2 separate regions of the Homo sapiens genome follow, and region 1 is linked to region 2. The links are chromatin contacts, found by Hi-C or POLR2A ChIA-PET in ENCODE. All regions are on one chromosome and are shown on one strand. The core of a region is the stretch at or near the end of the contact, and the rest is flanking DNA. Distances in the headings are between cores, read along the strand shown. Region 1 holds the start of ZMYND11 (zinc finger MYND-type containing 11). Region 2 holds the start of PFKP (phosphofructokinase, platelet).

The links. A loop is a pair of places that touch in the nucleus more often than their neighbours do. ChIA-PET counts read pairs that join two places held with the same protein, here RNA polymerase II (POLR2A). Pooled maps may share reads with other maps.
Region 1: a map with no recorded cell type shows a loop between it and region 2 (11-fold over the local background). The contact joins the promoter of ZMYND11 here to the promoter of PFKP in region 2. A Hi-C loop is called at or near these places in 1 of 37 single-sample maps with no recorded cell type and 6 of 50 pooled maps. POLR2A ChIA-PET finds 5 or more read pairs at or near these places in 1 of 52 experiments (activated CD8-positive, alpha-beta memory T cell).

The regions. Positions count from the first base shown.
Region 1 is chr10:133,751-136,728 of GRCh38, forward strand. It overlaps ZMYND11 (zinc finger MYND-type containing 11), which reads left to right and starts at 1,705. Exons shown (of 15, transcript NM_001370100.5): 1 at 1,705-1,809. RefSeq lists silencers at 947-2,506, 954-1,132.
Region 2 is chr10:3,066,298-3,069,262 of GRCh38, forward strand. PFKP (phosphofructokinase, platelet) reads left to right here and starts at 1,251. Exons shown (of 22, transcript NM_002627.5): 1 at 1,251-1,410. The coding sequence starts at 1,299. It overlaps LOC124902536 (wiskott-Aldrich syndrome protein family member 1-like), which reads left to right and starts at 273. Exons shown (of 1, transcript XM_047426132.1): 1 at 273-1,051. The coding sequence starts at 406. The coding sequence ends at 843. It overlaps PFKP-DT (PFKP divergent transcript), which reads right to left and starts at 636. Exons shown (of 4, transcript NR_160681.1): 1 at 456-636. RefSeq lists silencers at 980-1,079, 1,090-1,489, 1,910-2,089, 2,503-2,683, 2,770-2,965 and an enhancer at 2,290-2,359.

The DNA.
Region 1 (2,978 bases), core at 455-2,954, 2.9 Mb before region 2:
CTGACACGTTTTAACCCCTCTACTAAATTTTTAGCGATATATATTTACTCTTAAAATGAATTACAATTATTCTGTGATGTTCTTTGAGATAATCAAAAACTCTCTGGGATGTATCAGATTGAGGGCTGTGAATAGCATGAAAGATTGTGTTTATTTGACTAGTGTATATCACAGACCTATTCAAGTACCACCCATTTCTAAATTCTAACAGTCTTAGAAACCAGCTGTAGAAGCAGATTGATATATTTTATCAGAATCCCCAAATTCCTACAACCGTCTCTTCCTAATGACTTTTCAGGTGGGGACACGTGCCAAGACGGCCAATAGATACCTGAAACCCGGGGTAGTGCTGAACCTTACTTACACTACGTTTTCTCCTATACACACCTGCCTATAATAAAGTTTAATTTAGAAGTCAGGCACAATGAGAGATTAACAACACTAATAATAAACCAGAACAATTATAACACTATACTGTAGTAAAAGTTATGAGAATGCGGTCTCCCTGAAAACACCTTGCTGTCCTGTACTCACCGAATTTCAGAGCAGAGGACTCTGACTGACAGGTGTTCCCCGACTCCCAGTGGCGAAAGGTCCTCAGGGAAAACAGGTGAACGCTATCAAAGTATGCTTATCTCCGAACCTTTCTTAAACCAGAGTCTTAAGGGATCGTCTCTGATTAGGTCTAGAATTCCTCTCCATAGAAGATAACCTACTTCTCGCGCAAATCTGCAGTGTTCTTGCAGGGCTGCTGATGGGTGGTCCTGTTCTTTTCGCGGTCCTGTTTGCGCAGAGATGAAACGGGGAACTTAGCGTATCCCTACCGCTCTTTTTGATGACAGGAGTAAAGGGCTGTTCAGACTACCTAAACAATGTTGTTAAGAGAAGCACTCGTACTTCTCAGACTTCGCTGTTCCGGACCCCGCGAGCCAGGGGCAGGCACCGGGTCCACCCGGGGCTGAGCTGCGGCGGCGCCTGACAATGCCCCCTCGCGCCCCGGCCTCGGCGCCCGCTCCCGGCTCCAGCGCGCCTGCACGTACGTAGCCTTCACGTGTGTGTGGATACGGAGTGCATGTGTGGAGACAGAGGAATATGCTCCAACAAATTTCGGATAGAGGCGCCGAAGACAGGACGTGGGGAAGGTAGGAGCCGCGTGCACGGCTCCGGCCCCGGGCGGGAGGCGGCCGCGAGCCGGGCCGGCCGCGCGCAAGTCCGGCGCCAGCCGCTAGAGCCCCCAGTGCGCGGCCCGGCCGCGGGGCGCCTCGACCCGACACAATAAACTCCGAGGGCGGGCGGGCCGAGGGGCCGGTGGGGCCGAGCGGCCGCCCCGCGCGCATCGCCATGTGAGCGGCTGCCGCGGCTTCGCGGGGACCCAACTTTCCCGGGCGGCGGCGCCCAACTTCCCGCCGCCCGCTCCGGCCCCGCAGGCCCGCGGCGCCAGGGGAAGACGCGAGTAAGTGCGGGCGGCGGTGCCCTCCCGGCCCTCACCCCGCACGCGGCGACCCGGCCGCCTAGCCTCCCTCGCTCAGGCGCGACCGCGGCGTTCTCTGAGGTGGAGTATTACAAACATGGCGCCCCTCGAGCCCGGAGCCCTTCGCGCGGAGCCGGCGGCGGGGTCCGGGCGGGGGGGAGCCGGGGAGGAGGGAGGAGGCCGGCAGGGAGGAGGAGGAGGCGGCCTGAGCGTCCCCCCCGCCCCCCGCGCCCGTCGCCGGCTCAGGCCCGAGAGGCGCCGGGCGGCGGGAAGGAGGCGGCACCGGAGGGGAGGGCCGGGCGCGGCGGCGGCGGCGGTGGAGGAGCCGGAGCATAATGGTGGGGAAAGCTCGGCGGCGGGGCGGCGGGGCGGGCGGGGGCGTCCGTGGAGATGGCGCGGCCCGCGCGGTGGAGCCTGCCTGGCCGCGGCCTCTGGGGCGGCGGCGGCACCAGTGGGTGCTGACGGTCGCTCGCCCGCTCGCGAAGAGCTCCGAGCTGCCGGGGAGCTTTGTGGATGGCGGGGCGGGCCGGGCCGGCGGGGCCTGCGAGGGCGGCGGCGGGGCCTGCGGAGGCTGCCGGCCCGCGCCCACTCGCCTTGGGCGGCCGCGGAAGAGGCCCCGGGATGAGGCCCCGGAGGACCGCGCGGGGCCTGCTCGGGCCGGGAAGCCGCGGAGTCGCGTGAGCACCGCCCGCCGGGCCCTGTGCCCCGCTTTCGGTCAGGCCTCCTGGGCCCGTGCGCAGTCCGGGCCGGCGGGGAACGCGGCTCCGGGCGTGTGGCGGGCGGAGAGGAAGCGTTTGTCGGCGCGGCACGTCGTGTGCTAGCCCGGGAGCGGCGGGCAGGGCTGGCCCCGAGGCCCGGGGCGGAGATTCGTCGGTCCCCCGGGGCTGTGAGCGACCCCGGCAGCGAGGCCGCCGCCTCAACAGGTCCTCGCGGACCTCCGGGACAGTCCTGTGGGGTCCGCCGCCCTCCTCCCACCCAGAGCTCCGGGGAGAAGCTGCTGAGGACGCGGCTGGGACGAGGGGGGGCGCCGGGACCCGGACTTTCACTTGCAGTCTCTCCTCGCGCTTTTCTCCCGAGCCGGGAGGAGGAGGAGCTGGCGATGTGTGCGCCGTGCCCGGTGTCTTTTGCAGAGTGACCGCCGTACCTGTTTTATTCGTGTGTACCAGTGCTCGTTGTGCAGTGCGGTGTCCTATGCGGTGGGTACGCAGTACCGGGGATTATATATGGTGTGTACTCTGTGTCATATGCAGTGTGCTCGAAGTACCCGGTGTCGTACCGGCTATCATACACGGTGTGTACATGTATCTTCCTCGCTTAGGCTGTGCACTCAGCCCCCGGTATTGTGTGCAGTAGGTGCCTGGTACCCTGCTGCCATATGAGCTGTGCGTGTGGTACTCCATGTTATATACGAGTGTATGTAGTATCTGGATAGTATTGAATATATTTACCTTACCTGTTGTCACATACAGTGTGTATGTAGTACCTGGTGTCATATATGCGGTGTGTA
Region 2 (2,965 bases), core at 1-2,500:
TGAGCACTGAAGGAACCCGGGTCCCATAAGCCCGTGCTTCTATGGGGGCTGCCCCCTCTCCCATCGCAGGGTAACTGGCACCAGGCTGTTAAGCTGTGGATGGGCAACCGCACAGTGCATTGGATGTGAGTATTTCAGTACGTGGAGCTGGCCAGTGGAGCCGGCCGAGGTCAGGCAGAGCGTACAGCAGCGCGCGTGTCCGTGGGGAGGGAGGGTCCTCCCGCCTCCCCGCCTCCCCGCCAGGCCAGTCCTGTTGCGCCTCCTCCTGCCCCACTCTGACTTTCCAGCGCCCAGGCCGGGGCGCCGCCAGGGCGTCTCTGAGGGTCGCGCCCCGATACCTTCCTCCACCCCACGGCTTCTTCCCCCCAAGGGCGGGGCTGGGGGCCCAGGAGCACCACAGCCCCCATGGGCCCGGGAAATGGCAGCTTCGTCATGGCCCAGCCCGCCACGCTCACCTTTTCCCACCACCTGGAGGATCCACTCTCCGTCCGTCCTTCCCGACCTCAGGCTGCAGAGGAAACCTGGGGGCGGGGGTCGAGGAAGCCGAGCCCCGAGGCTCCCAGCGCCGCCCCAGGAGGAATCTTGCGGGCCACTAGAAGCTGTGCGCGCGGCCGGGCTCGGCCCCCACAACGGCCCGAGCGGCCGGGCCTGCCGCGAGCCTCCGCGTCCAGGTGGGGTCTCCGCGCCCCCATTCCACCCCTCCCCGCCATCGGCGCTCCCCGCAACTGCGGGGTTTCCACCCGCCCCGGCGCTCGCGCCCACTCACGGTCTCCCTCGCCCCCCCGGGAGATGCTCCCGGCGTTCTATCCCGCCCCGCCCTGGCGCGCCCCGCAAACGATGTGACCCCGGCCCCCTGCGGTCTCCCCTCCTCCGGACGCTGCCCCTGCCCCACCTGTGGCGCTCCCGTCATCTCTAGAGCCCCCAACCAGAGTCCTCCAGCCCACCCGCGAGGCTCGCGCACCTGCGATGCGGCCCCACTAGCAGGGACCCGCCCACCTGTGGCGCTACCCCTGCCTCTGCCGCCTCCCGCACCGCTAGCGCGGCCCCCACCTACGACGACCCCCGCGTAGATGCTCCTGCCCACACCCGCCCCAGCCCCGGCCCCTGCCCCTAGCCGCGCCCGCGCCCCCTCCCCCGCAGCCCCTCCCATACGCTCGGGCCCCGCCCGTCACCGCCCATTGGCGCTGGGGCCGGGCGGGGGCGCGGGCGGGGCGGCGGTTCCGAGTCAGGCGCGCGCGGGCAGGGTCCCCATTGCCTGCTGCGCACCCGGACGTGCGGCTCCCCTCGGCCTCCTCGCCATGGACGCGGACGACTCCCGGGCCCCCAAGGGCTCCTTGCGGAAGTTCCTGGAGCACCTCTCCGGGGCCGGCAAGGCCATCGGCGTGCTGACCAGCGGCGGGGATGCTCAAGGTGCGCGCCCCCCTCCCGGCGGCGAGGGAGGGACGGACGGACGGAGCTGGGGAGAACCGGGCGAAGGCGATGGGGTGACCGGAGAGAAGAGGGGGGAAGCGATGGGGGGGACCCGGGGAAAGGTGGCGAAGCGATGGGGAGAACCGGGGAGAAGAGCGGGGAAGCGATGGGGAGAACCGGGAAGAAGCCCGCGCCCGGAAGCGGCAGGGGTACCTGCGGGGCGGCATGAGCCGGCGAGGCAGCCCCGGGGTCCTTGCCCGGTGGGGCGGGGGAGGAAGGGACATGGCGGTAGGAACCTCCATCCGGAAGATCAGTGAGTTTTCCACCTTCGGTTTTGTTTTAAATGGAACCTGGCAGAGGGAGTCGCCTGAAGCGCCCTCGGGGGTCGTTCTGCCTCTGAGCTGTAGGACGGGGCCGGGCGTCCCCTCCGAAGCGTGGGTACAGCGCGATCACTTCCTAAGTGCCCCCCCGCCCCCCAACTCCGCCGCACGCCACCCCCTAGAATGTCGAGGAAGAAACGGCTGGGTCCCCGCGCGCCTCCTGTCGCCTCGTGCCCTGCGCGGCGTGGGCGGGGTCCTGGCTGCTGCAATGCGGGACGCGGCGGGGGTGCGCGGGGTTCCCGCCTGGCGTCTCCAGGGCGGTCCGGCAGCCCCTCGCGTTTCCGCTGGGAGATTTTTAAAAAGGGTTTCCTGCGCTCGCATGTGCTGTCGCCTTCCGGCTCGTGACAAAAACGAAAACCAAAATGGGTCCCAGGCCCTCCCCGCCAGCCTCCGCAGACGGGAAGGATCAGGAAGCGGGGACTCCGGGATGTCAGCGGCGCCGCGGCGCGGGCTCCGGGCTTCCCTGCCCTGCAATGTGGAAGCTGCTCTCTAGGAGGGGCCCGAGGCTGGGCCCACGGACGCGGGCGCGCCGGGAGGATATTTAACATTGAAGAGCGGAAGGTGGCGGAGACTCGGCGCGCCCCAGGCCCCGGGTGCACGTGGGGGCGCCGGTGCCCGGATGATGGAGTGTCCCGATCCGTGCAATCCCTGGCGGGTAGATCGGCGCTTCCCAGGCGAACGCAACCTGGGAGCCTTAGCGATCGCGCAGGCTGGAGACGCGGCGCGCCCCGAGCTGGGTTTTGATTTTTGTTTTCCCGGTTCCTCCTGCCGCAGATGCGTGGAAAGGCCCGGATGGCGGATTTCCTCCCGTTTCGGGGCCGCGCACTGCACAGGGTTGGAGCGGGGATGCACCCCCTGCCCACTGCGCGGGTGACCTTCCCTTCGCCCTTGAGCGCGCGGGGCGGGCGCGGGTGCCGCAGGTTGAGGCGCTGTGGGCGCCGCCCCGCCCGCCACGAGCGCCTACGTGATGCCCGGCCCGTCGTCTCCACGAGCCCCGGCCCCGACACCCGTGCGCCGCGCGCTCCCCAGGCCCGCAGCGCAGCCTCCCCAGGCCCAGCGCCCCCCGCGGGAGACCCGGGTGGCAGCGCCAGGCCCCGCCCCGCAGCCCGCCCTGCAGCGCCCCCGGGAAGTGCTCTGGCGTTAGCATTCCAGTAAAAGGACCCCAGCATCAACGT